Linked DNA regions of Homo sapiens: all the other regions are linked to region 3. A link is a loop called in an ENCODE intact Hi-C map of the cell type or tissue named here. Cell type or tissue: heart right ventricle. All regions are shown on one strand. Each heading gives the region's core, and the rest is flanking DNA. Links, peaks and the distances in the headings are about the cores only. Region 1 holds the start of ZBTB12 (zinc finger and BTB domain containing 12). Region 2 overlaps CFB (complement factor B). Region 3 holds the start of ATP6V1G2 (ATPase H+ transporting V1 subunit G2).

Region 1 (10,811 bases), core at 2,740-7,739, 360 kb before region 3:
GGTGGAGGTTGCAGTAAGCCGAGATTGTGCCACTGCACCCCAGCCTGGCGACAGAGCAAGACTCTGTCTAAAAAATAAATAAATAAATTAGTCCAGGAAGGTCGAGGCTGCAGTGAGCCTTCTTTGCACCACTGTACTCCAGCCTGAGCAAAAGAAACCACTTTTTTTTTTTTTTTTTTTTTTTTTGACAGGGTCTTGCGCCATCACCCAAGCTGGAGTGCAGCAGTGCGAACAAGGCTCACTGCAGCCTTCTCCTCCCTGGGCTGAATCAATCCTCCCACTTCAGCCTGTTGAATAGCTGCGACCACAGGCAACACCACCTCCCACAGCTATTTTTTTTTTTTCTGAGACTGGGTTTTGCCTTGTTGCCCAGGCTGGTTTCAAGTGATCCTCTTCCCTTGGCTTCCCAAAAGTGCTGAGTTTACAGGCGTAAGCCACCACACCCAGCCTTGTACCCTCTTATATTTTTTAAATTTTGAACAAAACTTTACAATTTGAATTTGGAATTGTACTTACACATTTTGAATTTTGAACAAAACTACATTTTGAATTTTGAACTTTGAATTTTGAGTTTGTAAACAAAATTTTACAAACTCTAATGCTTTTATTTTGCTTTTTTTTTTTTTAAGACAGAGTTTCACTCTTGTCACCCAGGCTGGAGTGCAGTGGCGTGATCTCAACTCACTGCAACCTCTGCCTCCCAGGTTCAAGCAATTCTCCTGCGTCAGCCTCCTGAGTAGCTGGGATTACAGGCATGCACCACCACGCCCAGCTAATTTTTTTTGCATTTTCAGTAGAAACGAGGTTTCACCATGTTGGCCAGGCTGTTCTCAAACTTCTGACCTCAAATGATCCGGCCACCTCAGCCTCCCAAAGTGCTGCGATTACAGGTGTGAGCCACTGCACCCGGCCCTACAAACTCTAATTCTTAACTTGACAGCTTTTTGTATTTCTGCTCTCACGAATGACTCCATGAAAAAAATAAAATGAACAATTTTTTTTTTAAACTTGGGATATGGATTAGGTCATTTGCAGGGACACAGGCAGGCCTGGGGAGGACAACCTGATCCAGGCAGGTATCACAGGCCCGAAAGTCAGTTGCTCAAGCAGCAAGGATGACATAGGGTAGCAGAGCAGACTTGGTGAGGCTCAGAGGATAGAATATTTGTCGAGAAGTGGAAGAGTCTTTTTCTGTCTGGAATTCACAAGGTGCTGGGAGAATCTGCCTCCATTTCCCCAGATAGACCTGGATCTGGGCAGAGTCAGCAAGGGTGTGTGGAGGACTTGGACGATGGCAAAGGTGGTGGGCTGCAGGGAGTAAATTCCCTCCGAGGTAGGAGGGGGAGGGAAGAGTTTGTCTGGAGGCAGGTTGAGGCTGGGAGAGGGCTCCGAAGAGCTAGGGATAAGGAGCTCTGAAGAAGGAGGAGGAGCCAGCATTGAGGAGCAGTCAAGGGGGATGGATGGGAGTTCAGAAAAGGTGGTTTTGCAGATGGATGGGAGTGGTGCAGGCACTTTGTTTTCACATGGCTTCTTTCCCCAAGCAGTAAGCCCCTTCCAACATTGCCAAAACATCCTGCAGTTTTTACCAGGGTTCCTGCGCTGAGGGCAGAGCTGAGTGCAGATCAAAGGAGAAAGAGAAAGAAGTTGGAGGTTTTGTTGTAATGTAAGACAGTTTCATCAGCCTATGGATTTAAAAGTCCAGGCTGACTTACCTCTTCCTTTCCTATAGATTGCTCAGGAAATATGGTTATTCTAGTACGTGCTAAGCATCGTTGTAAAAAGTAAGCCCACAGCCTAAAATACTTTGAATGTCTTAGACAAATGTCCAATGTTTGCTACGGTTTTGGATTATCAAGGCCACTCCTTACCTCTATGAGTAGCCAAGGGTAGTGCTCTAAGCTGTGAGCTAGCTTCTCTCAGAGATGCCCACAAACATAAACACCCCTTTTCAAAGTAAGCTGCTATGGACTCATAGGACTGGAAAATACTTCAGAGAGTAATCCCTCCATTTTATTAAAGAGAATACTGAAACCTGGGGAGCCTTGATGACTTCAAGATGGACTGGAACCTGGACCTTTTGTCTCCTAGTTATTCCTTGCATCCCTAGTCAAATTTTATTTCCTTTAAAAAATGTATTTACTTTTATTTATTATTTTATTATTTTTGAGACAGGTGTCTCGCTTTGTTGCCCAGGCTGGTCTCAAACTCCCGGCCTTAAGTGATCCTCCCACCTCAGCTTCCCAAAGTGCTGGGATTACAGGCATAAGCCACAGTGCCCAGCCCAGATTTTATTTCTAAAGCTCACTAAGAATCCTAATTTTTTTTTTAAAAGACAGGGTCTCATTCTGTTGCCCAGGCTGGAGTACAGTGGCACTATCATGGTTCACTGCAGCCTCAACTGCCTGGGCTTAAGCAGTCCTCCCACCTCAGCCTCTCATGTAACTGGGATCCCAAGCACATACACACCATCATGCCCTGCTAATTTTCTTATTATTTGTAGAGATGGGGTCTTGCTATGTTGCCCAGACTGGTCTCAAACTGCTGGGCTCAAGGGATCCTCCTGCCTCGGCCTCCCAAAGTGCTGGGATTACAGGAATGAACCATTGAGCCTGACCCAAAAATCCTAAAAGTATCTCCTAAATTTATCTGTTCTTGACACCACACCAAGGCATTTGGTACTGCAAGCTAAGGACAGGAAAGCCCCTGGTTTTATACTGGCAGAAGTTGGGGAAGAAGGGACAAGGATCTAGATGATTGTAAACCCCCTGGATGGGATGCATGGGAAATGGCTCCACATCATCTCTCCACCAGACTACATGGAAAAGAGTTTGTGCACCTCTGCTTGTTTTTACGCAGAGTTGTAACTGGGTGGGCTGGACACTTGAAGGATTCATTGGCTGTCAACTCCACCTGCCACCAAGGACTACCTGTCTTGAGCCATGGGCTGAGTTAGGCCCCCTGTCCCATCTACATTCCTAGAAAGGAAAAGTAGCAAGAAAGGGACAAGAAACAAAATTTTACAAACTCTAATTCTTAACTTGACAGCTTTTTGTATTTCTGCTCTCACTGGAATGTGAACTATTCTTCTGAGAAGTTTGGCAATGCGGAAAAGAAGAGATGAGATAGAAAAACAGAATTTTTAAAGTTCTTTTGGGTCAGGCGCAGTGGCTCACGCCTGTAATCCCAACACTTTGGGAGGCTGAGCAAGGTGGATCACCCGAGGTCAGGAGTTCGAGACCAGCCTGGCCAACATGGTGAAACCCCGTCTCTACTAAAAATGCGAAAATTAGCTAGGCATGGTGGCGGGCACCTGTAATCCCAGCTACTTGGGAGGTTGAGGCAGGAGAATCACTTGAACCTGGGAAGCGGAGGTTGCAGTGAGCCAAGATCGTGCTATTGCACTCCAGCCTGGGTGACAAGAGCAAAACTCCAGCTAAATAAATTAATTAATTAATTAAAATAAAATAAAATTCTTTTGAAAATTTCATAGTCCGTTTCCCAGATTAGGAAAAGGAGAACAGAGCTATTGTTTACTCAGCAACTACTGCATGCCAGGCTCATTTAAACCTCACATTAGCCCTGTGAGAGATCAGGGCCTTCAAGATAAAAATGCTTTCAGATGAGCTAAGGATGGGCGGGGGAGACAAAGATAAGGACACTGTGATTCAGAGAATTAAGTAACTTGCCCAGTGGGCCTCATTTGGTACAGGAATAGGGCTTTTATTTTATTTTTTTAATGATTTGCGAATCTGGCAGCCTTCTGAGCCAGAGTAGGCTCAGAAACTCCTAGGAATGTGGCTTTAAGCCTAGGTGCGTCTGACACAAAATCAGGTGTTCTTCCTCAAATCTACAAGGCCTAAATACAAAGAGAGCAGTTTAGAACAGACTCTTAGATTCAACAGAGGGAACTGGGTGCGGGCATACAAATCAGAGAATTTAAAAGAAAAAGGCAAAAAGTCAAGGTACCACCTAAACACTGTCTACGCTGCCTCCACCCTCCTGCCAAACAGCATCCCTTGAGTTCAAGAATTCAGTTTCAGCTCAAGAACAAACTTTTTATGGGTGGATGCTGGCTGAGCCAAAGAGGAATTACTTCAACAATCATTTGTTGCATGACCTTTTTTGGTGTTTTGTTTTGAGAAGGAGTCTTGCTCTGTCGCCCAGGCTGGAGTGCAATGGCGCAATCTAGGCTCACTGCAACCTTCACCTCCCAGGTTCAAGCGATTCTCCTGCCTCAGCCTCCCCAGTAGCTGGGATTACAGGCACCTGCCACCACGTCCAGCTAATTTTTGTATATTTAGTAGAGTCAGGGTTTCACCATGTTGGCCAGGCTGGTCTCGAACTCCTGACCTCAGGTGATCCACCTGCCTCGGCCTCCCACAGTGCTGGGATTACAGGCGTGAGCCACCACACCCTCCCTATTGCATGATTTTTATTTGCAAAACAAAACCCACAACATAATTCCTGCAACCAAGAAGTTTATAGTCTAATGGGGAAACCAGATATTGAACACATAATAAGAAACTTCATCAGAATTGAAATGTATGGAAAACGCACTAGTCTCCTGAAGGACGTAAAAAAGAAATCCAATTGGCAGGAAACAGTGGCATCTTCACGCGGACTTGGATAGGTGGGGAAGTGGGTGTAGGTACGAGGAAGTGGAAGGGAAGGCACCAGCCTTCAAGACGCTCCTAAGTGCTGTCGCTGAAGCTGTGGAGACTATAACTTAGTCTGAGAGAGACAAGAGAAAGAGAAGGCCCGGGCGCAGTGTTGAAGGGAAGTTTTGTTTAGAGCTGGACCTTGTCAGTCTGGAGGAGAGGTGAGGAATAAGGGGGACGGAGCGGTGGAAGATTAGAGTAGAATCATACTAACATAATAAATCACATCATTAAAATTAGTCCTAGGGTTAATTATATACTAAAGGTGAAATGGGCAAGGTCATCGATAGCACAAGCGGAGGGCGACTGCCTTGGCAAGAAGTTGGGATCAATCCTGAGAATGGAGGGGAGGGCGGGTGTGATTTTAAAGGACTGACATGGAGTGGAGGAAAGTTGAGGGCACTGGATCGTCTGGCTTTGTGGAAAGTGAAATCATATTTCAGGCCTGAAGGGCTGAGGCGGTTACTAGCTTTACAAGAGTTGGAAAAGCCTGGGAATGTGTCTGGAGCAACTGTGAGCACACTCAGCAGAGGAGGCAGGCGTGGGTAATAGCTACCAACAGCTCTGTTAGCCACGGGGCGGATGGGGCCCTGAGAGGTGCCACGGATGCACCCAGGGCAGCGCTCGGCACAGCTGGACCGGAGACGCACCACCCCTGGGAGCAGGTGGCAGCGCCCGCAGCCGAGAGAACGGGTGCGCGCGCGCGCTGCGGGATGCGGCGCGGGCGGGGCGCGGGGACGCGGAGCGAGTAGCGCCATGGGCAGCCGGGATTGGGGGGCGGGCCCGAGTGAGCGGGCCTCCGCGCGGCACTTGGCACGCACGCGCAAACTGGCCGCGGGGCTTGGAGGTACAGAGGAGGGGGAGCGAGAAAGAGGGGGGTGTGGAACGTATTTCCGCTCTGGCGGACAAATAATCCCGGCCAAAGAGGAGGCAAGGCCGTCCGGCCCTTTAACCGCGTGGGGGTGCTGGTGAAGAAAGGGGGGTCGGGAAGGGGGGATCCTGCTCCTTTAATTCCCTCCCCTCTTCCTCCTCCCCGAGTCCTAGCCGACGCCGCCGCCGCCGCGCGCGCGGGGCCTGGAACACACGGCACGAGCCGCCCCCGCCCCTCCCCCCTTACGCCCACGCGGAGCCGGCCCCGCGCGCGCGCGCGTCCCGTGCATCCCCGCGCCTGCGCGCTGCCCAGGCCCTGCCCGTGTGTGGGGGTCGCTGCCGGCCCCGGGGGGGGGTGGGGAAAATAAGGGATTAAAAAAACAGCGCGCGGAACCGGGCCAGGTGAGAGGAGCGTGCACTCAGGGTCGTGGGGCTGGGGGGGCGTGCCACGGAGCTCTGAGCGTGGGGGCAGGGCGTGCACGGTGCGTGCTGGCGGCGGGGGGGAGGACGTGAAAAGCGCGTGCAAACGTGTAAGGGGGGGGCGGAGGAATGAGGCAGCCGGTAAAGGGGGCGGGGTGAGAAGAGCCTGCAACCGGGGCCACCTTGGAGTCCAGAGCCCCAGGCCTCTGGCCCCCCTTTTTCTCCGTCCTTCCACCGTGGGCGCGCGGGCTCGCCCCATCCTAGCGGGCTGCTGGGCTGGGGGGTGTGGACGCCGCTGCCCCGCCCCCGAGAACCACGCCTCCCTCCTCTCAGAGGGACAGCACCTCCCCAGGGTTGGGGAAACTGAGGAAGAAATCTGAAGACCGGGAGATCGGATGCCGGGGGGCTGGGCAAGAATGGGGGCGAGGGTCCTGGAGCCTTGGCTTCGGAGAGCCAGAGACCTTTGTCTCTGACCGGTTTCCTTCCCAACCAGGGTTGCCCACCCCCGCCACAATGGCCTCTGGGGTGGAAGTCCTGCGCTTCCAGCTGCCCGGCCACGAGGCCGCAACGCTACGGAACATGAACCAGCTCCGGGCAGAGGAGCGGTTCTGCGACGTGACCATTGTGGCCGACAGCCTCAAGTTTCGAGGCCACAAGGTCATCTTGGCCGCCTGCTCACCCTTCCTGCGGGACCAGTTCCTGCTGAACCCCAGCTCGGAGCTGCAGGTCTCCCTGATGCACAGTGCACGCATCGTGGCCGACTTGCTCCTCTCCTGCTACACGGGCGCCTTGGAATTCGCTGTTAGGGACATCGTCAACTACCTTACAGCCGCCTCCTACCTGCAGATGGAGCACGTGGTGGAGAAATGCCGGAATGCCCTCAGCCAGTTCATTGAGCCCAAAATAGGCCTCAAAGAGGATGGGGTCAGTGAGGCTAGCCTTGTGAGCAGCATCAGCGCCACCAAGTCCCTCCTCCCTCCAGCCAGGACCCCAAAGCCAGCCCCGAAGCCCCCACCCCCACCTCCTCTACCCCCTCCACTCCTGCGGCCAGTGAAGCTGGAGTTCCCACTGGATGAAGACTTGGAGCTGAAAGCCGAGGAAGAGGATGAGGATGAGGATGAGGACGTGTCTGACATCTGCATCGTCAAGGTGGAGTCGGCCCTGGAGGTGGCACACCGGCTCAAACCCCCTGGAGGCCTGGGAGGGGGTCTGGGCATTGGAGGCTCCGTGGGTGGCCACCTTGGGGAGCTGGCCCAGAGCAGCGTTCCCCCCAGCACTGTAGCCCCACCGCAGGGTGTGGTGAAGGCCTGCTATAGCCTGTCGGAAGATGCAGAAGGGGAGGGCCTGCTGTTGATTCCCGGAGGCCGGGCCAGCGTGGGGGCCACCTCGGGCCTGGTGGAAGCAGCAGCGGTGGCCATGGCTGCCCGGGGGGCGGGGGGCAGCCTGGGGGCGGGGGGCAGCCGGGGACCCCTGCCTGGGGGCTTCTCAGGTGGAAACCCCTTAAAGAACATCAAGTGCACCAAGTGCCCGGAAGTGTTCCAGGGCGTGGAGAAGCTGGTCTTCCACATGCGGGCGCAGCACTTCATCTTCATGTGCCCTCGCTGTGGCAAGCAGTTCAACCACAGCAGCAACCTCAACCGCCACATGAACGTGCATCGTGGTGTCAAGTCACACTCGTGCGGCATCTGCGGCAAGTGCTTCACACAGAAGTCCACCCTTCACGACCACCTCAACCTGCACTCGGGAGCGCGGCCCTACCGCTGCTCCTACTGCGACGTGCGCTTCGCCCACAAGCCTGCCATTAGGCGGCACCTCAAGGAGCAACACGGCAAGACCACGGCCGAGAACGTGCTGGAGGCCAGTGTGGCCGAGATTAACGTCCTCATCCGCTAGCCGCGCAGGCGTGGAGGCCAGGAGGCTGGGGCCCCTGGGCTGCGTGGAAAAAGGGCTCTTTGGCCCAGGAGAATTGGGGGGTGGGGGGTCTGGGGCAGAAAGGTAAGAGTGGGAGGCTGAGCAGATGCACACATCCTGAGAGAGGGAAGATGATTCCTTGGAGAGACTTGCTCTTGAGAGTGCAAGAATCTGGAGCTGGGAAAAGGGTTCTTGGAGGCCAGGGGAATACGGGGTCCCAGAGAAAGATTTCCTTCTCTTAGAAGTGCATGTATATGTGGAGGGAGGGAAAAGGGTCCTATAGAATGAGGGAAGACAAAAATGTTTTATTCCTGGCTAAGGCTGCCCAGGGGAAGGTTCTGACATTTCTCGAGATAAGAAGGGTTGGGGGGTGGGTGGGAACAGGGAGGGAATTTGGCAGGAGGACATGCTCCTGCTTAGAATAGACCTGGGGTGAGGGAGTGGTAAGGGGAAAAGATTACTGAGTCCCAGAAAAGGAAGTGGGAGACAGTTCTTGCATGCTGGGGAAATGAGACTGCGAGTATGAGGCTTGCTGAAATTTGAGGGAGAACAAAGTAAGACGCCAGGTAAGAGAACGTGGGGTGCGCATCCTGGGTAGATATTGGGAAGTGGGGGTACAATAGCAAGAAACAATGGATAGTCATGGGGGTGGGGGGGATAGGGCACTTAGAAAAGAAAGAACACAAGAAGGGCTGTTGGGAGGGAGGGAGAGGAGTAGAGACATACAGTATTTTTTAAGAAAAAACATATTTTTTAGGATTTTTTCTGGAGTTTGGGGTTTTAGTTTTTCTGCTTTTGTTTTCCACAAAATAAAAAACAAAAAAAAACTTTTTTTTTTCCTTTACACTCTGGCAACTGCGTGTACATGACTATCCTGCCCTAGACAGCCTCTCCCTGTGATGCTGCGTTCTTAATACCTAGAGGTCACAACTCTGCATATCCCTTGCCTGAAGGAGCCCAGCCCTAAACATGGGAGAGGAGTGTGACAAGTGAGCTCCTCTGGTCAGGGACTCCCCCAAGTCCCCACCCCCAGCCCTCCACCAGTTCTGCAATCTCAACACTTAGCCAGGTACCTCACAGTACAAGTGATTGGCAGTCGTGGGGATGCACATGAACTCTATTTGAGGGACTTAGGATCAGTGCTAGGGATGAGCTACAGGTGGCCAACCTGCCCACGGAAATTGTAAGCAGGAGTCTGTTTGGTCATATTTTGTCTGGGGTAAATAGGTCATGTCTTCAGGAAAGCTAAAAAAAAAAAAAAAAAGCTAAGTTTGGATTAAGGTGCAGGGAAAACTACAATTCCCAGAAAGCTCTGGAATAGTTAACCAAAGAGAACTACAGTTCCCAGAAGGCCTTTAATTGGCCTCAGGTGCCCCACCTGCCTGTGTCAAATACTGCGTGTGAAATCATACAGATCTTTTCCAAACTCGACCAAAACGTAATACCTAAAGGGATGGTACCCTAAATACAGCTATCGAGATTGTCTATCTTGGTGTATATCATTTATACTTAAATTGTCCGCTGGGCTATGACCCACGGAGTACCTGACTGTGCTTATGAAGTGTTCGGCAAAAAAGGTTTACTTACTGCAGTGTCACCAGTCAGTAATGACGTTCGGGCCGCTGGGCTTACCTGGATCCCTAGTGCGTGTGAAGGTGTAACACGCCTGATATAAACAGAAGAGACATTTAGCCACAGGTTTTCAGAAGGGCACGCTGCTCCAGGGGACATGAAGCAGCATGCTAGAACCAGCCAAGAATAAAGGTGTCCTCCGCGTCCCTATCGCCCCTTCGTGCTCGTTAGAAAGAGCAAAAAGGCGAGGCCAAAACTGAGGCCAAGCCTTCTATCTGGTAACCCAAAAACTAGAAAGGCAGAAAAGCAACCAGAGGCGGGAAAAGCCCAACCAGGCCAGAGGAAATACAGCCGCTGCCGAGAGCCGAGAAGTTCAGAAGCTCCGCTTGTTACCTAAAACCAGATGGGGACAGAGACGCCACACCTGGGCCCAGGCGTGTCTCGCCCTCGGTCCCTGCAGAACTGAGGCCAGGAATGACAGGAATTCTCCCTTGCAGCTCCCAGCTTAGGACAGTCACAGCCATCTCCGAGGCCGCTCTCAGGGGAAAATGGCCAAAAAGCATGTAGCGGCTCCTTTAAGGCTCCTCCTCGCCCTCCCTCCCTCGCCCACGTGACCCGGGGCGGCCGCGCGCCGGCTCGGCCCCCAGCGCAAGCGGCGATGGCGGCGGCGGCGGGAGCTGCAGCGGCGGCGGCCGCCGAGGTGCGGAAGGGGAGGGGGAGAGGCGGGTGCATGCCCGCGCGCGCGCCCGGGGGAAGCGCGCGCCCGTGCAATGCTCCGGGGGTGCAACGGGGCCGGGGGGCCCGGGCGGGACTTGCAGCAATCCAGGGGGCCAGCACCGGGGGCGGATGAGGGGACCAGGGTGTGGGAGGTGGGGGGAGTGGGCACGGAGGCGCGCGTGCAGCCGCCGGCTGCCCCTGAGTGGGCGACGGGCGCCGGGGCCCCAGGAGCACGCGTGAGGGGCACGAGGGGCCGTCCACCGGGCTGGGGGGCAGCGGGTGCTGGAGGGGTTGGTGCCCGGGGTCCCCGCGGCCTGGGGGACAAAGGGGGAGCGGCGCGTGCAGCCGGGAGGAGGGGGCGGGGCCGGGGCGCGGAGGCCCCGCCCCCTCCCCCTCCTCTTCTCTCGGCCCCAGAGATGCGGGGTCTACCGAGAGGGAGGGGGTTGATGCGGGCCCGGGGGAGGGGTCGTGCGGCCCCTCCGGGCAGCCGAGGCCGCGGAAGGGGGGGGCCCCACAGAGGAAGAGGTAGGCCCCGGAGCCTACTCTCTCTTCCCAGGGCCCAGGCATCCTGGACCCCCCAACTCTCTACTGGGCTGACCAGCCCTCCTGTCCCTTGTCTCCCCTCCCAGGGGGAGGCCCCCGCTGAGATGGGGGCGCTGCTGC
Region 2 (8,652 bases), core at 2,089-7,088, 410 kb before region 3:
AAGGGCATCCCTCCAAGTTGGAATGTAGATGGGTTTGGGGAAAAATATGCATACTCAAGCACTGGCAAATTGCTGTACCATTCTGAGTTTCACCTCTCATGTATAAAATGAAAAAACTAGACGACTCCTGAATTCTCCATTTTACAAATTCTGTGGTTCTAATCCACCTTGGATTGGAGCTCTTGGAATATGTTGCCCTAAGGGATGGAAAGGGCTGAAAATGTTATCAGGTTCAAGAGAGGTTCAAATAAACTGAATACATAATATATCGAGTCACTTATAAAAAATACCAGCTGGGCGTGGTGGCTCATGCCTGTAATCCCAGCACTTTGGGAGGCTGAGGTGGGCAGATCACTTGAGATTAGGAGTTTAAGACCAACCTGGCCAACATGGTAAAACCCCGTCTCTACTAAAAATACAAAAATCAGCAGGGTGTGAGGCCGGGCGCGGTGGCTCACACCTGTAATCCCAGCACTTTGGGAGGCCGAGGCAGGCGGATCACGAGGTCAGGAGATCGAGACCATCCTGGCTAACAAGGTGAAACCCCATCTCTACTAAAAATACAAAAATTAGCCGGGCGTGGTGGCGGGCGCCTGTAGTCCCAGCTACTTGGGAGGCTGAGGCAGGAGAATTGCTTGAACCCAGGAGGCGGAGCTTGCAGTGAGTCGAGATTGTGCCACTGCACTCCAGCCTGGGTGACAGCGAGACTCCGTCTCAAAAAAAAAAAAAATTAGCAGAATGTGGTGGTGCACACTTATAGTCCCAGTTACTGAGGAGGCTGAGGCCAGAGAATCACTTGAACCCAGGAGGCAGAGGTTGCAGTGAGTGGAGATCACACCACTGCACTCCAGCCTGGACGACAGAGCAAGATTCTGTCTCAAAAACAAAACAAAACAAGCCACAATGGCAGGTGCGGCAATGGCTCATTCCTGGTTAATTTCAGCACTTTAGGAGGCCGAGGTAGGAGGATTGCTTGAGCCCAGGAGTTTGAGACCAGCCCTGGCAACATAGTGAAACCCTATCTCTACAAAAAAAAAAAAAAATACAGAAATTAGCCAAGCATGGTAGAGCACATCTCTAGTCCCAGCTACTAGGGAGGCTGAGGTAGGAGGATTGCTTGAGCATGGGAGGTCAAGGCTGCAGCAAGCTACGATTGCTCTATTGCACTCCAGCCTGGACAACAGAGCAGGACCGTGTCTCAAAAAAAAAAAAAAAAAATAAGTAAAACCACGTCAAATAAGAAATGTATGTAGAATTAAAAGGGAAGAAAAGATCAGAGGAAACCTAGAAGAGGGTGAGGGAAGAGGAACACCTCTGGTCCATGGTTGGGCAACCTCCTGCTCCACACTGAGGTAGGTCTCTCACCACTCCAGGACCCCGAGAAGGGACCAGTCCCCACTTTCCAGCCGTTCCAGAGGAGCATATCTGCTGATGATGACCTGCAAGAGGTAAAGGCTCCTAATTTCTGTCCCTGAGGGGTTGGGGATGGAGGAATATGAGAGACAAATATATTTTGGACCACATGTCAGCAACTGGAAATCATCTTAACTGTTCTTGGTCTCTTTTACAGTCATCCAGACGTCCCCAGAGGAAATCTCTGTATGAGAGGTTAGAGAGTAGAGATAAGGCTGGGCCCATTTGGTGGAGTTGATTGCCTGAGTCCTTGGGAGGTTTGGGCTGTAGGAGCTGGGCTATAGAGGGAATATTGAGTCTCCACAGGGTCTGAGGGGAGAAGGTAAAACCCCCCTTTGATCTTCAGTCTGCATCTCCCCAGCTTTGTGTCTTCTAGTGATCGACTTCGAGAACTAGGACCAGATGGAGAAGAGGCAGAGGGCCCAGGGGCTGGTGATGGTCCCCCTCGAAGCTTTGACTGGGGCTATGAAGAACGCAGTGGTGCCCACTCCTCAGCCTCCCCTCCCCGAAGCCGCAGCCGGGACCGCAGCCATGAGAGGAACCGGGACAGAGACCGAGATCGGGAGCGGGATCGAGACCGGGATCGAGACAGAGACAGAGAGCGGGACAGGGATCGGGATCGGGATCGAGATCGAGACCGGGAACGGGACAGGGATCGGGAGCGGGATCGAGACCGAGACCGAGAGGGTCCTTTCCGCAGTGAGTGATTTTGGCTGGAGGTCAAGGTGACCTTAACTGAGGTTTATGTGGGTCCTACTAAGTGAAATGTGGCATGGTCTATGTCTTGTGACTATGATTTGTGCTCCCAAAGGGTCGGATTCATTCCCTGAACGGCGAGCCCCTAGGAAAGGGAATACTCTCTATGTATATGGAGAAGACATGACACCCACCCTTCTCCGTGGGGCCTTCTCTCCTTTTGGAAACATCATTGACCTCTCCATGGACCCACCCAGAAAGTAAGGATGACAACAGGGCATGATGAGAAGTCCTGGGAGAATCCTGGGGTGTGAGACCTGAGGGAAGAAGCTGCCCTCCCTGCAGCCGCCTATTATCACTGGGTTTGGTTGGGTCCAGAAGAGCCCCTTGGCTCTCCACTGACCGTGTTTTCTCTTATCCCAGCTGTGCCTTCGTCACCTATGAAAAGATGGAGTCAGCAGATCAGGCCGTTGCTGAGGTTGGAACTTCCCAAATCTGTTCTTCCCATCGCTTCTGCTGTTCTCATGTGTTCTCCTCAAAATACTAGATGCCAGGAAGAAGTTGGTTCCTCTTGATAAAGAAAGCCTCTCCCTATTCACACAGAAAAACTCACATTCTCAGATTCCTTATTCAGTCTCCTCCTAGGATAGCAACTCCTGGAATAACTTCTTTGGTTTATCTGTAATGTTTTCCTCCCCATCCTCTGCCTCCCCTCTTCTGCTTCAGCTCAACGGGACCCAGGTGGAGTCTGTACAGCTCAAAGTCAACATAGCCCGAAAACAGCCCATGCTGGATGCCGCTACTGGCAAGTCTGTCTGGGGCTCCCTCGGTAAGAATGGGATTCTTCCTTTCCCATCCTCTCCCCCACAGGCCATTCCTTTTGGTTCCCCCACACATCCTTGGGTTTCCTAGAGATGATCGAGGTCAGAGTGTGTGCGGAGGCTATGGGAATGGGAAGGAAAATTTCAGATCCTCTGTCAGTTAGAGGTAAAGAAAGGAGAGAAAAGGATTGAAAACAGCTTCCAAAGCAGTGACTGGAACAGGGAAGAAAGTGGGAGCTGGAGTGAGATTGGTGAGGAAGATGAGTGTCTCATGGGGCTTGTTCATTTTGAGATGGAGTAGAGTGAGTTTCATAAGTATTCGAAATCAGGGATCTGGAACTCAGGTGTGAGGTAAGGAAGGAAAACATAGATTAAGTCATCCACATCACAGGGTGGCTGCCAAACAATAGGATCATCAGGGAGACTCTGATTTCAGAGAAAAAAAAACGACCCAGGACTCAGTTTGAGGAGTACTCTGGGACTATGTTAGGAAACAGGACTGTTCACCTCACACCCCACATGTCCCCAGCTGTCCTGACATGTTAGGCTAACGTTGAGCCTAACGTTAGCAAAGGAGACAGGAGGAGGGGTCGGAGGGCTGGGAGCAGCACCGCAGGGGCCTGGGCCACTGAAGCAAAAGGACACACACTTTGAGAAAGAGGGAGTAGCCAGCAGTGTTGAGGCACAGAGATCACAGGATGGGAGTGGGTGAGAGAGATTCTCTGTAGCTCAAGGGTGGTGGGGATGGAACCATTGGATGGGGTGAAGAGAGTAACATGTCTGGTGGAGGGAGGAAAGAGGAAGGGGAAGAAACAGCTAGAGGCTTGAGAGAGAATGGTGAGGGCCAAAGCTACACCCTGAATGAGTTCTGGTGGAGCTAGTAGCATTTCTTAGTGTGAATAATCCATTTTCCCTGAAAGTAGATTTTCCTGGGAAAGGAGTGAGCAGAAAGAAGGGCTCAGCTACAGTGGCCCTTCAGGCAAAAGAAAGGAACTAGAATTGACCAGCATGTCAAAAAAGGGCTACAGAGGTTTTCTAGTTTTTAGCTTCTGACATACTGACTGTAAGTAGTGGGTTAATATCATTCACGTGTCTCAACAATGACATTTGGGATTTTTCTAAGAACAAAACATTCATCAAAATGTCCACTTATACTTTTCTTGGCCATGGGTTGGCACAAAGGAGCTAAGGAAGACAGGCCATCCTGGCCACCAGAGGGCAGCGTGGAAACTGGGCTTCCAGGGGCCAGTGGCCAGGAGTGAGGTGGTCAGGAGTCAGCCTCAGGGTCTGTTCTATGATCTCCTTTAGACCTTAACTGTTCCTCTCCTCCCTCCCTAGCTGTCCAGAACAGCCCTAAGGGTTGCCACCGGGACAAGAGGACCCAGATTGTCTACAGTGATGACGTCTACAAGGAAAACCTTGTGGATGGCTTCTAGGGAACAGAGCTGGATTCCTTGTGCCTCATATGCCCCAATGCTGGTCTCAGTAAAACACTGAGGTGGAAGCTTACACATCTCCCTCAGCCTCTGGTTTTTCAGCACTTGGGATTGGGGTTAAACCTTTAAAAACGGCTGTCAGGTTTGATCTCAGTGTAACAACATGGCCAGTGCCTGTTCCCCACTCCCTTGCCCCAAAAGGATCTGGAACACAGGTGTTGTCGCAGCTGTTTTAATTCAATCCCACGCCCCTGTCCAGCAGGAAACCCCTTATAGAAAACCCAAATCCTCATCTTGGAGTTTCTCCTTCAGCCAGGGCAGCACTTGAAAGAGGTTGATGTGAAAGTCTCGGGCGTGAGCAGGTACCTGCTTTTGCCGCTTCTGGTTTTTGCAGACATCCACTACTCCCCAGCTGATTACACCAACCTGCAGAGGCAGTGGGGTGCCATGGATCATTCAGTAGAATTCCTAATCCTGGAAGCATGGCTGTTCCTGCTTGTGTCTTAGCTGACCTAAAGGAATCAGACTAGGGACCCAGCTCAGCCTCGTTCTTGACACACGCAGGCAAGACATGCGGTCCTAAGGTGAGGCAGGCTCTGCCTACCTCGAATTACTAGCCACATGCATTGAGCTTTCCTGCTTTGGGGCCCATGCTGACCACTTGGCATCTCCCCAGATAGGAAAGGGAGGACTCACTTGAATGAAACGACTTCTCTTGTGAACTATCAAGGGGCCGCCAGAATCACCTGCAAGGAGAGGAGAAGCTGTAGAGAAAAGGACTGTTGGGCCTTGGGCACTTGTAGCACAACCAAAGAGCATTCTCTCACCTCTGCAAGTATTGGGGTCAGCATAGGGACTCACTCCTCCAGTACAAAGGAACCGAGGGGTGACCACCTCTGAGATGTCCTTGACTTTGTCATAGCCTGGGGCATATTGAGCATCTCTCTCACAGCTGCCTTTCTGTAGGGGAGGTGGGAAGCATGGAGAAGTAATGAACAGAAGTGGCTTAGGAAGGATTGGGGCCTAGAGTGCCTCCTTAGGATGCCCGTTTCTCACCTTATCCCCATTCTTGATGTAGACCTCCTTCCGAGTCAGCTTTTTCTCCTCCTCAGACACAAACAGAGCTTTGATATCCTGTGCAGGGAGCAGCTCTTCCTCTGGACGAATAGACTGCGTCACTTCAGCTGCTCCCACCACTGTCATCTCCCCATTGCCTTTGTCACTCAGTAGATGTCCCCTAAGCCCTTCTAGAGCTAGGTTCTGGGCCAGGCATCATCTCTTCCTATTGCACCTCCCTCTCATGCCCCACTTGTCTCTTGGGATCTCATCCTTATCCTCTTGCCAAGTATGTCTTACTTTGTTGCTGGCAAGTGGTAGTTGGAGGAAGCCTCAAAGCTCGAGTTGTTCCCTCGGTGCAGGGGAGACAAATGGGCCTATAAAGGACAAGGAGAACAGCAAACCAGGCCTGCTCCTCACCCCAGTCCTCCAGCCTTTCCCAGCCTTTCCTCAGGGATCTGGACGCTCTCACCTGATAGTCTGGCCATATTTCAGCTTATTCTTGAGCTTGATCAGGGCAACGTCATAGTCATAAAATTCAGGAATTCCTGCTTCTTTTTTCCCATTAATGTTGTAGTTGGGGTGAAATAGGACTACTTCTATCTCCAGGTCCCGCTTCTCCCCTCCTGAAGTAGGAGAGTAGGTACCACCTCTTTGTGGGCAGCTTCCTGCCTCTGGCCCCGTGTCATTCCTAACTTCACGTCTTCCCCCATCCCTGACTGGTCTGGGGTGCAAGGAATGGGGCTGCATTGAGGATGGGTGGAGTGTAGGATCTGTAGAAAGTGGGAGGTGTTGCCTGGAGAGCATAGGTGCAGCCCAGGACCTTCAGTTGCATCCTTACCTACGCTGACCTTGATTGAGTGTTCCTTGTCATCCACAGTGAAACAATGTGCTGCTGTCAGCACAAAGTACTCAGACACCACAGCCCCCATACAGCTCTCGTGTCCCTTTGAAGGGCGCTGGGGACACAACAGTAGAGAGGGAAAGCTCAACTTTCACAAACCACCATCTCTTATGGCCATTTTTTCCTTCCCCTACTCCCATTTCACCTTGACCTCACCTCCCCCAAGTCCCCACTACTGGGATTCTGTGCTTACAATGACTGAGATCTTGGCCTGCCATGGTTGCTTGTGGTAATCGGTACCCTTCCTGTGTTCCCAAACCATGCCACAGAGACTCAGAGACTGGCTTTCATCTGGCAGAGAAGGAGAATGTGCTGAAAACTCGGAACACTTCATTCCCAAATGGCAGCAGCCTTTTGGGTAGGAGTCTATGGGGAGCAAAGGCCCAAAAGGAGAAAGGGAAAGACCACGGGTATTTGTTTCCTCGTGTTAGGAGAAAACTGCTATGGTGGACTGAAAAGGGAAAGAACTTGGGATCAAGCTGTCAGAGGCCTGGCTGTTTTCAAGCCCACCCTTGTTGCTAACTTGCTGTCCCTTGACCTCCTTTGGCTTCTGTTTCCACGTGTCAAATGTAGGACTATAGAAAGATCTCTGAAGTGCTCAGAGCTCTGTGATTCTAAGGTTAAGTGAACAGTGCCAGGAAACAAGAATAGTGACACTGAGGTAGAGAAGGAGGAATGAAGAAGGCTTTCCAGGCAACTAGAGCTTCAGGTGTAGAGGAAGAATGAATTACTTCAGGGGAACCTGAGGAGAGTTGTGTTCTTTATTCCCTTGTATCTCCCTACCGATCATTTGGTAGAAAACATCTTCCAGGTTTTCCATATCCTTGACTTTGAACACATGTTGCTCATTGTCTTTCTTGGAAGCCAAAGCATTGATGTTCACTTGGTTCACCAAAGGCCCGACCCCAAACACATAGACATCTGAGGGATAAAAAGGAAGGATGAGGGTCCAAGCCCTGAGGAAGTGGGGTGCTGGGTCCTAGGCAGGTTACTCACCCAGATAATCCTCCCTTGGGTTTTTGCGATCCTTGCCAATGTATAGCAAGTCCCGGATCTCATCAATGACAGTAATTGGGTCCCCGCCCATGTTGTGCAATCCTGCAGAAGAGACAGGACCATGAGGGTAGGAGATAAGGAAGATAAACTGGCTAAAGGCAGGGATACACATGGCAGGGTGAGCAAGTTGAGGAAGGGTTAGAGATAGTTGATCACAGGGCTTAGGAAGAATTCCTTATGAAGGGTCACAGGAGAGATGAACAGCCAGCTATGAGTCACATTCAGGGCCCCAACCATGGGTATAGTGTTACAAGTGGACTTAAGGGCCACATGCTGGTCTGAGAAGGTGGGGAGGCTGGGACAGGAGAGAGGTCCCTTCTGACCATCAGTCATGAGGATGATGACATGGCGGGTGCGGTTCCAGCCTTCAGGAGGGACGTCATCTGGCCAGCTCATCATGCTGTACACTGCCTGGAGGGCCTTCTTGGTGTTAGTCCCTGACTTCAACTTGTGGTCTGTGGAGAGGGAAGAGACCATCACCTCACCTGGTCTTCCAAGCCATCTTTTAACCCCAGAGACCAATCTGCAACTGAAATCCCACATCTTTCAACTTTTTAAGTTAATCATCATTACACGGACTTCCCTTTGACCACAAAGTGGCCCTTCCAGCCCCCAACAGGTTCCCACTAACCTCCATTGCCCAACGATCCTGCTGTTCAACTTTTGACTACAAAGTGGTCCTCCCTGTCGCCCTCAAGGTAGTCTCATGACCCCCTCCACCCTGAACCTCCTGACCCCAAAGTGAACCTCCCACCATTCCCTAACCTCTGACCTTCATAATTGATTTCATTGAGCTGCTTCGTGACCCAGTCTGCATTACTGCTGTCTGCTTCAGACACTTTGACCCAAATTTTGGGGTATGTGGCATATGTCACTAGACCATATCTTGGCTTCACACCATAACTTGCCACCTGTGGGTGAGGAGAACAAGGCGCCATGGCATTGAAAATAGAATACTGTGATTGGGAGATTTCAGCGACTTTGCTGGGACAGGGAGGCTCTCAGTAAGAGGCTCAAGGGCTGAGGTTCATGGAGGAATTACCAGTCAAGAAACTGCTTCAAGTAAAAGGGAAGGAGGACAGAATAGGACCTGGAGATTTTCCTGGGGCCCTGTTGTTCAGAGGGGCTGGAATGATCAGGGAGCTAGTCCTGGAAGATCAGCGAGATTCCATTCCCCCGAGTTCAGGGATAGGAGGATTCCACCTTCTCAATTAAGTTGACTAGACACTTTTTGGCTCCTGTGAAGTTGCTGGCCCCAATGCTGTCTGAT
Region 3 (10,811 bases), core at 4,108-9,107:
CCAGCCTGGGTGACACAGCGAGACTCTGTCTCGGAAAAAAAAAAAAAAAAAAGTTCACCTTTCTCCAGTATTAGAAATGCCCCCTTTAGGCCTGGCGCGGTGGCTCACGCCTCTAATCCCAGCATTTTGGGAGGCCGAGGCGGGCGGATCATGAGGTCAGGAGTTCGAGACCAGCCTGGCCAACACAGTGAAACCCTGTCTCTACTAAAAATACAAAAAATTAGCTGGGCGTGGTGGCGGGCGCCTGTAATCCCAGCTACTTGGGAGGCTGAGGCAGGAGAATGGCTTGAACCTGGGAAGCGGAGCTTGCAGTGAGCCGAGATCACACTACTGCACTCCAGCTTGGGCGACAGAATGAGACTCCATCCCCCACTTCGCCAAAAAAAAAAAAAAAAAAAAAAAAAAAGAAATGCCGCCTTTATAGCGATTTACCAGATCAACCGTTCTCAATGCTCTTTAATACGCTGGAGTTTCATACTAAGAAAAATAAACATAAAAACATTTTGGCCAGGCGCTGTGGCTCACGCCTGTAATCCCAACACTTTGGGAGGCTGAGGTGAGCAGATCACAAGGTCAAGAGATCGAGACCATCCTGGCTAACATGGTGAAACCCCGTGTCTACTAAAAATACAAAAAATTAGCCAGGCGTGGTGGCATACGCCTACAGTCCCTACGCCTATAGTCCCAGCTACTTGGGAGGCTGAGGCAGGAGAATCTCTTGAACCTGGGAGGTGGAGGTTGCAGTGAGCCGAGATTGTGCCACTGCACTCCAGCCTGGGCGACAGAATGAGACTCCTTTTCAAACAAAACAAAACAAAACAAAACAGAAAACAAAAACAAAACCAAAAGACATTCTGTGGGATGGGCACGGTGGCTCATGCCTATAATCCCAACATTTTGGGAGGCTGAGGTGGGTGGATCACTTGAGGTCAGGAGTTTGAGACCAGCCTGGCCAACATGTTGAAACCCCATCTCTACTAAAAACACAAAAATTAGGTCGGGCATGGTGGCTCATGCCTGTAATCCCAGCACTTTGGGAGGCCGAGGCAGGTGGATCATCTAAGGTCAGGAGTTCGAGAGCAGTCTGGCCAACATGGTGAAACCCCATCTCTATTAAAAATACAAAAGTTAGTCGGGCATGGTGGCAGGCTCCTGTAGTCCCGGCTACTCAGGAGGCTGAGGAAGGAGAATCACTTGAACCCAGGAGGCGGAGGTGGCAGTGAGTCAAGATACTGCCACTGCACTCCAGCCTGGGGAACAGAGGGAGACTCCGTCTCAAAAATAAATAAACAAATAAAAATTTAAAAATTAATAAATAAAAATAAAAAAATTAGCTGGGCATGGTGGTGTGTGCCTGTAATCTCAGCTACTTGGGAGGCTGAAGCAGGAGAATCGCTTGAACCCAGGAAGCAGAAGTTATAGTGAGCCGAGATCATGCCACTGCACTCCAGCCTGGGCGACAAAGCAAGACTCCGTCTCAAAAGGAAAAGAAAAAGGAAGCTGGAAGCTGAATGAGATGGGCCTTTCAACCAAGGAGTTAGAAGGCCATCTGGTGGCAGGGCTGGCAGAGGACCAGGAGTAAATAAGGCCAGAGAGGACACCAGGGTCTGGGAGTGAAGGCACTGAGCTTGGGTCCCCCTTTGGAAGACAATGACCTGAGAGCTGTGAGATTTCAGACAAGTTCCCGAACCTTTTGGGCCCTGCTTTCCTCATCTGTAAATGGGATAATATCAGTCTCACCAGCTTCTTAAAATTCAATACAATGGAGTTGGGTGTGGTGGCTCACGCCTCTAGTCCCGGCACTTTGGGAAGCCGAGGTGGGCAGACTGTTTGAACTCAGGAGATGCAGAACAGCCTGGATAACATAGCAAAACAGTCTCTACCAAAAATACAAACAATTAGCTGGGCATGGTGGTGTGTGCTTGTAGTCCCAGCTACTAGGGAGGCTGAGGTGGGAGGACTGCTTGAGCCCACGAGGTAGAGGCTGCAGTGAGCCATGATTGCACCACTGCACTCCAGGCTGGGAGACAGAATGAGACCCTGTCTCAAAACAAACAAGCAAACAAACAATAAAGGAAATCCCTACCACACTATCAGGGGCATTTTGGCTGAGCGCGGTGGCTCACGCCTGTAATCCCAGCACTTTGGGAGGCTAGGCTGGCAGGTCACCTGAGGTCGGGAGTTTGAGACCAGCCTGACCAACACGGAGAAACCGTCTCTACCAAAAATACAAAATTAGCCGGGCGTGATGGTGCATGCCTGTAATCCCAGCTACTTGGGAGGCTGAGGCAGGAGAATCTCTTGAACCCAGGAGGCAGAGGTTGAGGTGGGCTGAAATCGCGCCATTGCACTCTAGCCTGGGCAACAACAGGGAAACTCCATCTCAAAAAAACAAAACAAAACAAAAAACAAAACTCCCATTTTTGCGAGGCAAATTGGGCTCACAGAGGTAAGCTGCATGTCCCTGTTGATGGCAGAGCTGGGGTCTGGATGCAGGTCTGCTTCGGGGTAATCCGCTCTTTTGCCTTCCAGGGTCCTGCCTCTTACAATATGAGCTGTCAAGTTAGATGCCTGCACTCAGTAAACCTACTCTGTTTTAAGTAAAAACAACAAGAAACAAATCTGAATATGCTAGCCTATCTCAGGTACGTTAAAGGAAATTTTTAAATAGGGGGTTTTTTGACCATTTGGGGGAGTTTTGGGGGAGGGGCCTTCTGTCTATACTTGAGCTGGGGGATGTTAGGGTTGTTCATCTGGATCTAGAGGTTTTCCTGTAATGTTCTTACTCCAGAAGGAAATCTCTAGATGGGGAAAGAAGGTTTCAGCTTTTATTCTAGTAAGCAGGGCTCTACCTATAAAGAGCTGCTTCCACCACTCTTTTTTTTTTTTTTGAGACGGAGTCTTGCTGTGTTGCCCAGGTTGGAATGCAGTAGTGCAATCTCGGCTCACCACAACCTCTGTCTTCCGGGTTCAAGTGATTCTCCTGCCTCAGCCTCCCAAGTAGCTGAGACTACAGGTGTGTGCCACCATGCCTGGCTAATTTTTGTATTTTTAGTACAGATGGGGGTTTCACTATGTTGGTCAGGCTGGTCTCGAACTCCTGACCTCGTGATCTGACTGCCTTGGCCTCCCAAAGTGCTGGGATTACAGGCATGACCCACCGCACCTGGCCTCCACCACTATTATAATATCACCAGGTTCCCCATTTGAATCCTTCAGTGCCAAAGGTTTTGCAGAATTCAAATGTTTTTGGGACTTGATAGGGCTGACCTAAAAGTACACTCACTCTATATTAGGTAGCCCAGGAGGGCCTAGGCAGCCCAAGAACCAAACACATGAGTGTTTCTGCAGGGAAATGTATGAATATTGACATCAGTAGGATGAAAATAAATAATAGTCTTACTTTAGTTCAGATTAGGTTTCTGTCACCAAATGAATTTTGGTGGCAGCCTGATGAAAAATGTTGGTTCTCAGAGTGTTTTTGAGTTTAGAATTGTGGTTAAGGGAGTATGGACCTGTTGATAACAAAAACAGGAACAAGGCCAGGTGTGGTGGCTCACACCTGTAATCCCAGCACTTTGAGAGGCTGAGGTTGGTGGATCACCTGAGGTCAGGCATTCGAGATCAGCTTGTCCAACATGGCGAAAACCCATCTCTTCTAAAAATATAAAAATTAGCTGGGCGTGGTGGCATGCGCCTGTAATCCTAGCTACTTGGGAGGCTGACGCATGAGAATCACTTGAACCTGGGAGGTAGAGGTTGCAGTGAGCCAGGATCGCACCATTGCATTCCAGCCTGGGCAAGAAGAGTGAAACTTCATAAAAAACAAAAACAAAAACAAAAAACAGAGAAACAGGAACAACAATCGCCAGCATATACCAAGTGCTTATCGTGTGTGCCAGGTACTCTAATTATGTACTATGTCAGTTGATTCTCAAAACATATATGGCACAACATGGGTACTCTGAACATGGGCACAATCAATGTACAATGCTATAATGTATAACACAGGACAATGTAGCTGTTAAAAGCATGGACACTCTATCTAGTCCATCTGGGTTATAATCTCTGCTCTACCAGTGAATAACTGTAACTCTGGCAAATGACTTCTCTATGCCCTGTTTCCTCAGCTGGGAAATGGGGGATAATATCAGTACTCACCTCCTAAGATTGTTGTGAGGATTAAATGTGTTACTTTATAAGAAATGTCTGGCACATAGCAAAGGTTGTTATTATTTTAATTTTTACACATGGGCAAACTAAGCCTCAAGTAACCTGTCCAAGAATACGTAGCTATGAAGTGTGGAGCTGGGATTTGGAGCTGGGGTTTGAATCCAGGCAATCTAACTCCAGAGCCTACCTTCTATGCTACTTTTTGGCTACGAGCAAACAATCTGTCAAGAAACAAAGTAGCTACTAATCTAAACAGATGTGAAATTTGAAGACCAGTTGATCTTTGGGGAATGTTGGGTTCTTCAGACAATGGTAGCTCAGTAATGTAAAGGGACAAATGACAGCCACATGCCAACTTGGTTAACTCCTTCCCTAGGTCCTGATGACCAAATAACCAGCTTATTTCTCAACTATTGGTTGGCTTTCATTTCAGGTCTGGTCAGCTGCTTATGACCTTGTTCCCCACTGAGCAGACTCACCATCTGGGCCCTGGCGGGCAGCAGCATGCAGTGCCGTGTCCCCATGGCGGTCCTGGTGGGCAGGGTCAGCCCCGAGCCGAAGCAGCAGGCACAGGGCAGGGGCATCGTGGCGGGCACAGGCCCGGTGCAGTGGTGGGGGCTGCCCAGCATCTACATCGAGGCCTGGGTGTCGCTGGAGGAGGGCCTGGGCCCGGACCAGCCGTCCTGCAGACAAGTAACGACGAAAGCGACGTTCTCGGCGTTGGCGGCGGGAAGTGGAGGCCATGGAACTCTTGGGCTGGGGAAGGAAAAAAGGCAGCAGTCAGGACTTCAGCCTTGGCTGGTCCTTCTCCCTCCATCTCTGACATCCCCTGTTGTTTCTCCCTTTGGTTCCGTCTTTTTTTAATATCTTCAGCAAGAGATGAGGCCTAACCTAACCCTGATCCTTTATCAGATGATAGATTTGAAAAAAAATTTTTTTTGAGGGGGGTGATAGGATCAGAGGTTTAATTTTTTTAATGTAAAATTCGAGAAAAGGGTAAATAATTGGTTTAAGGCTCAGGAGCCCAGGTAAATTTTTAATTTTTAACAAAGAACTTTAAAAAAACCCAACAGGGCCGGATGGGGAAAATTTTTATCAGCAGAAATCTGAGTTTTAAAAAGTCACAGATAATCTCCAATAATGATCTAGAAATTGAATATCATGTACCCGGCAGACAGATGTGGAGGCTTCTTCCTCTGGAACCTGGGGGGAGGGGTTACTCATCAGACCTGCCCCCGCCCCCCCAAGTACCCCCAGAGCCGTAGGCCCAAGGCCTGTGTTTAAGAAGCTCGGAGACGGGAGGCGGGAAGGGCGGAGACACTCCAGGCTGGAGGAAATGGCGCAAGCAGAGACGCAGGTGGAGGACGGAAGTGAACTGTGAGGGGCGTTACCGGATGTCGTTCCGCCCCGACCGGGTAGTTCTTGGCCAGATCTCCCAGGGGAAACTAGGGAACTTAAATTAAAGGGGCCGTCTGAAACCAGAAGACTGGACTGGAGGCGAGGAAAAGGAGGCGAGGGGAGGGGAGGGAGAAAAGAGAGTTATTTGGAGGTTTTTTCCCGCCTCCTCTAACTTGGCAGAGAGAGGAGATGGTTCAGTGATGGACGAAAAGATGAGAAGACAGAGAAAATAGAGGAGATAAAGACAGGATAAAAATCACATTAAACATGGAAAACAAAAACAAAAACCACAGTGGGACAACAACAGGGACAGATCAAAAAAAAAGAAAAAATACAGACAAAAGACGGAAGAAGACTATCGTAGGATGGGGCAAGTGAGATGCAAAAATTTGGACTTGAGAAATATGTAGAAAAAGATGGAGATGTTAACAACGGGAGGCAGGGGAGGGGGCGGGATGGTGGAGAGAGAGAGAAAGGTAGAGAGTTAGTTTAGAATTAAGCCCAGAATGCTCTTTTCCCAACACAGGTTGCATGATGACATCCTTACCTTTTCACCGCATTCACAACCCTTTATGCTTCCTCTGTTACCACCAATCAAGTTCTCCTTCTCTCACCTCAGTACTCCCCCGTCTCCGCCCCTGCCTCATCCCTAGACCTTTCCGACTGGGATGGCTAACCTGTTGTAAGCCCGCAGCTTTGGGCCTGGTCTCTGCTGCTCCCAGGCGGCCCCTTTGGGTACTGCCTGAGCAAGAAGTGCTGGAGAGGAGGACCAGTCATCAATAGGAGGATGAGATTGGGAGAGACACTCGGTGCAGGAGGCTGAGTGAGCAGGGGAGCACTAAGACCCAGGGGTAGTGGAGGACTGCAGCAACGAGCTGGAGGAGGAGAAGTAAGCGGTGGGGGGTGGGAGCCATCTGGTACTTTGACAGCATTCAAAACAGCATCGGCCATAACAACAGAAATGGCCAGTCAGTCCCAAGGTATCCAGCAGCTTCTGCAAGCTGAGAAGCGGGCAGCTGAGAAGGTGGCAGATGCCAGAAAGAGTGAGTCTCCTCTTTCCTCCCTTAGGAGTTTGGAAAGAAAATTGGGGGTGGGGGACAGCAAACATTTTGGGAAAACCCAAGGCTGGCGGGAAGACAGACAGCTAGGGTCTGGAGGCTGGTTAGGAGGGAAGAAATGGATGGATATTAGAATCTGGCACCTGGTTGGCTGAGAGAAGGCTGTATAACTTTCTGGAAGGGACTGACTCCTGCTATTACATTGTGTGTGTGTGGGTCCATCCCCACTCACTGTCCTTTCTTCTGCCTCCAGGGAAGGCCCGGCGACTGAAGCAGGCAAAGGAGGAGGCACAGATGGAGGTGGAGCAATACCGCAGAGAGCGAGAGCACGAATTCCAGAGCAAGCAGCAGGCGGTGAGTTGAGGCAGAGTCGGGTTGAGACCCCACTGCAAGTTGGTGGGTGCATCTAGTGAGGTGTGTAAGGGTGACTCAACAAGAAAATATGGTGGCAGAGGGCTGAGGCTGAGGGGACCCTGGCAGGGACCACAACATTGGTGAAACTTTGTGATGATATGTAGGAGAGTCTGGGAGTTTTGAAGGCCACATAGAGCTTGTGGGCGGAATGCCACAGTCTGTGTAAAGTATAACATCTATGTGGAGTATGATTAACATTTGTGGTGGAGGGTAGAGTTTTATGGTCATGGATGGTGAGGTGGTGGGGATATTACGGTCTGTTTTAGGATGAAGTTGCATGTTAGGTCTAAGGGGAAAGGGGACTGTGTTGATCTCTTTGGTGTTGGGATATTTCTGTGGGATGGGGGTGGTTTCTGAGAGGGCCTTTCTTCTAGGCTTTGTTTCAGGATCTTTCCCCTCATATGCCTGGACCCTTGTCTGTTTCTGCTTTTCCCTTTCTCTCTTCCACCCCTCTCCCTACCCCCCAGGCCATGGGCTCCCAGGGGAACCTGTCTGCTGAGGTGGAGCAGGCTACAAGGCGCCAGGTGCAGGGCATGCAGAGCTCCCAGCAGAGAAACCGAGAGCGTGTCCTGGCCCAGCTTCTTGGCATGGTCTGCGACGTCAGGCCCCAGGTCCACCCCAACTACCGGATTTCTGCCTAGGGCCACCGTAGGGCCTGACTCCTTCTGCCAGTTCCCTCCCTCAAAGAAATCCTCCAATCAAAATCACCTCCCACCATAATCCCTGTCTTCTTTCCATCCCCTAGAAATCCTGGGAGGCAGGATCCAATAATTTTCCTGTGACACTTATAAATATCCTGCTCACATCTGAATCTCCTTGTTGTTCTTTAACCCTCACTGGGACTTTGTAAACTTCCAAGTCATTCTCACCTAAACCCTCTGTGAAATTTGTAATATGGGGAAGTAGGAATGTGGAAAACATCCTGACTTCAGTGTCTGGCCGATGTGGGTCCCTCTCTTGACCCTGTCACTTGCTGGCTGTGAAACCAGGACAAGCTACTTAACTTGGTAGCCTCGATGTCCTCCTCTGTGAAACTGGGATGATAATAATGCCTACCTTGTGAGGGTTGCTTCAATGATTAGGAATCATTCTGTAAAGTCTAGCACAGTTCCTTGCATGTTGTAGCAGTGATTCAGTAAGTAGCAACCCTGTGATACTATTACCACCACCTGCTCACTGGTCAAAACCTACACAGCTGTTTCCTCACGTCCATCACTGGCTCTCTAATTCCACTTGTTCATTCTGTGACCCTAGTTATTTTCTGAAAAATTGGTTCTTCTCTTTTCCCAGAGACCTTCTGATCTCCAAAAAGAGGAGATGACTACATTTAGCCCCTCTCTTATAATTCCAGGTAGATAACTGCATTTTGTAGCCTCTCTTTGTTTTTCTTTTGCTGATCTTTGTCTTTATTAGATTTTCCTCCTTTCCTATTTCCCCAAAGACTTATCAGATGCTCATTGCTTTCTAAGATCTAAAATGATACTGTGTTCCCTCATATGCATGCCCTTCCTTTCTATATCCTTGACACCTTACTTTCCCATTGTAACAATAAAAAAAGTATCAATAAAATAATTATTGGCAAATAAATTGGTGAGTTGAAGCAGCCTCCTTTTGCCTCATCATTTCTCATTTTCAGTCACTTTGTTTTTTTTTTTTTTGAGATGGAGTTTTGCTCTTGTTGCCCAGGCTGGAATACAATGGCGTGATCTCAGCTCATTGCAACCTCTGCCTCCCAGGTTCAAGCGATTCTCCTGCCTCAGCCTCCCAAGTTGCTGGAATTATGGGTGTGTGCCACCACGCCTGGCTATTTTTTGTATTTTTAGTAGAGATGGGGTTTCGCCATGTTGGTCAGGCTGGTCTCAAACTCCTGACCTCAAGTGATCCACCTGCCTTGGCCTCCCAAAGTGCTGAGATTAGAGGTGTGAGCCACTGTGCCTGGCCTTCAGTCACTTTCTTGTTTTTTGTTTACATATTCCCTAAACAGCCCAAATGGCTATCCTTTGAAACTTCTTGGAGAAACAAGAACAAGTAGTACTTTATTATTTCTCTAAAGTGAGAAACATGGTTCCTCATTTGGGAATCTGAGGACTATAGATCGCAACTGTAGAGAAAAGCTGGAGTGTAGGAGCAAGTGCTCTTTGCCCCTTTACCTTGCATTTTCTTCATAGCACTTACTGCTACTGGTTTTTTGAGACAAGGTCCTGCTGTGTTGCCCAGGCTGGAGTTCCAGCTCACGGCAGCCTTGACCCCCTGGACTCAAATGATCCTCCCACTTCAGCCTCCTGAGTAGCTGGGATTACGGGCGAGTGCCACTATGCCTTGCTAATTTTAAAATTTTTTGTAGAGATGGGGTCTCACTTGCCCAGGCTGGTCTGAAACTCCTGGGCTCAAGCAATCCTTCGGGCTCGGCTTCCTCAAGGGTTGGGTTACAGGCCTGAGCCACTGCACCCTGACCACTTATCGATACTTGACATTATATTTGTGTTTATGTGTTTTCTTTCCTGTAATGTAAACACTGTGAGAACAGGGCTGTTCACCGTTGTGTCCCCAGATCCTAGGACAACATGTGGCACAAGGGAGGCAGTTGATAAATACTTTTGAATAAATTAAATGATACTTGGGAAAATACCTTCTATGACACCATTCTTGAATTAGTTACTTCATTTGTCACTGAAGACAAGCTTACTTCACCAAGAATTTGAACCAATAAGGTAACCTGCAGTGTATTTACTAACCAGATTCTTTGAGCAGGGAGGCAGAATACAATAGAGAATGAGAGATGTTTGCATCCTGGCTGTAACCTCACCAGCCGTACTGCTTGAGATATGTTGCTTTGCTTCGCTTCTGTCAATAAGATGAGAATAACGGTACCTACTCCTTAGTATTAAATGATTAAGTATGTTAACAGGGAGAGGGCCAAACGTTTGTTGTTTTATTACACAGCAGGACATCAGGTCTTACTTTTGTAGCTCCCCATCTCAAAGACGGGGATAGCAAATGTTTCATTCAGGAAAAAAATCCAGGTTGAACAATGGGGCTGTTGGGGCGGGGCCAAGAACATTCTGCTCGAATTAACAGTATTAATGGGCCGGGCGCGGTGGCTCACGCCTGTAATCCCAGCACTCTGGGAGGCCGAAGTGGGTGGATCACCTGAGGTCATACATGGGTGAAGCCCCGTCTCTACTAAAAAAACAAAAATTTGCTGGGCGTGGTGGCGGGCGCCTGTAATCCTAGCTACTCGGGAGGCTGAGGCAGGAGAATCGCTTGAACCCGGGAAGCAGCGGTTGCAGTGAGCCGAGATCAGGACATTGCACTCCCGCCTGGGCGACAGGGCGAGACTCTGTCTCAAAACAAAAACAAAAACAGTATTAATGGAATGTAGTATAACCCTCAAGCCCTACTATTAACACTTGGGGCCGAATCCAGACCCCGTCTTCCCGCTCGGATTCAGAACACCTTCCTGACTCACTGGCCCTAGGGCATCAGCTACCTCGGACAGCATCCTTTTGGGAAAATACCGCCCACCAGCCCCACGACTGGGAAAGAGTCGGGAAACACCCCCGAGCAATCCAGTTCCCTGAGACTTCCCTCCTCCCTCCCCTCAGCTAGGGCCTGCCGGTTCCTAGTGCGTGCCCAGCAGTCCTCAGGTCACCTTCACTACCGGGCCAAGGACCCCGTGGGAACTCGCAGCCTTCGCCACACTCGTTCCTCGCGCATCCATGGAGGGGTGCCTACAGAGAAGACCTGCGTGGCAAAAACCTAAACGAA

What was found. A loop is a pair of places that touch in the nucleus more often than their neighbours do. Peaks named below come from ENCODE experiments on the same cell type or tissue, not always from the same donor. Only the 100,000 strongest peaks of a DNase experiment are listed, where the experiment ranks them.
Region 1: it touches region 3 in a loop (5-fold over the local background); 11 of 110 quality-filtered maps call a loop at or near these places.
Region 2: it touches region 3 in a loop (4-fold over the local background); 29 of 110 quality-filtered maps call a loop at or near these places.

The regions. Positions count from the first base shown.
Region 1 is chr6:31,896,956-31,907,766 of GRCh38, reverse strand. It overlaps ZBTB12 (zinc finger and BTB domain containing 12), which reads left to right and starts at 5,681. Exons shown (of 2, transcript NM_181842.3): 1 at 5,681-5,930; 2 at 6,442-8,154. The coding sequence starts at 6,462. The coding sequence ends at 7,841. EHMT2 (euchromatic histone lysine methyltransferase 2) reads left to right here and starts at 10,069. Exons shown (of 28, transcript NM_006709.5): 1 at 10,069-10,131; 2 at 10,778-10,811. The coding sequence starts at 10,090. It also overlaps a transcript of C2 not described here. RefSeq lists enhancers at 9,552-10,146, 10,230-10,811. In heart right ventricle, for the core only: no CTCF peak of the experiment used is centred there; DNase peaks (open chromatin) are centred at 5,516, 6,106, 6,246 and 7,605; H3K4me3 peaks cover 1,922 bases; H3K27ac peaks cover 2,961 bases.
Region 2 is chr6:31,948,015-31,956,666 of GRCh38, reverse strand. It overlaps CFB (complement factor B), which reads right to left. Exons shown (of 18, transcript NM_001710.6): 6 at 8,586-8,652; 7 at 8,155-8,293; 8 at 7,706-7,837; 9 at 7,323-7,424; 10 at 7,110-7,247; 11 at 6,520-6,617; 12 at 6,264-6,381; 13 at 5,895-6,048; 14 at 5,723-5,799; 15 at 5,423-5,523; 16 at 5,194-5,326; 17 at 5,063-5,112; 18 at 4,583-4,792. The coding sequence ends at 4,637. It overlaps NELFE (negative elongation factor complex member E), which reads left to right. Exons shown (of 11, transcript NM_002904.6): 5 at 1,374-1,448; 6 at 1,571-1,608; 7 at 1,775-2,112; 8 at 2,225-2,369; 9 at 2,533-2,587; 10 at 2,836-2,938; 11 at 4,269-4,580. The coding sequence ends at 4,366. Among named protein-coding and RNA genes, the nearest start is that of MIR1236, 4.6 kb to the left of the region's middle. In heart right ventricle, for the core only: a CTCF peak has its summit at 4,135 (motif pointing right); a DNase peak (open chromatin) is centred at 4,166; H3K27ac peaks cover 950 bases.
Region 3 is chr6:31,542,281-31,553,091 of GRCh38, reverse strand. It overlaps ATP6V1G2 (ATPase H+ transporting V1 subunit G2), which reads left to right and starts at 6,484. Exons shown (of 3, transcript NM_130463.4): 1 at 6,484-6,614; 2 at 6,883-6,983; 3 at 7,511-8,648. The coding sequence starts at 6,533. The coding sequence ends at 7,684. It overlaps NFKBIL1 (NFKB inhibitor like 1), which reads right to left and starts at 5,484. Exons shown (of 4, transcript NM_005007.4): 1 at 5,341-5,484; 2 at 4,653-4,929. The coding sequence starts at 5,397. It overlaps ATP6V1G2-DDX39B (ATP6V1G2-DDX39B readthrough (NMD candidate)), which reads left to right and starts at 6,244. Exons shown (of 13, transcript NR_037853.1): 1 at 6,244-6,614; 2 at 6,883-6,983. DDX39B-AS1 (DDX39B antisense RNA 1) reads right to left here and starts at 10,788. Exons shown (of 2, transcript NR_133675.1): 1 at 10,696-10,788; 2 at 9,954-10,383. RefSeq lists enhancers at 6,451-6,950, 10,661-10,811, 10,460-10,811 and a silencer at 10,432-10,811. In heart right ventricle, for the core only: CTCF peaks have their summits at 6,086 and 6,293; DNase peaks (open chromatin) are centred at 5,531 and 6,291; H3K4me3 peaks cover 2,359 bases; H3K27ac peaks cover 2,664 bases.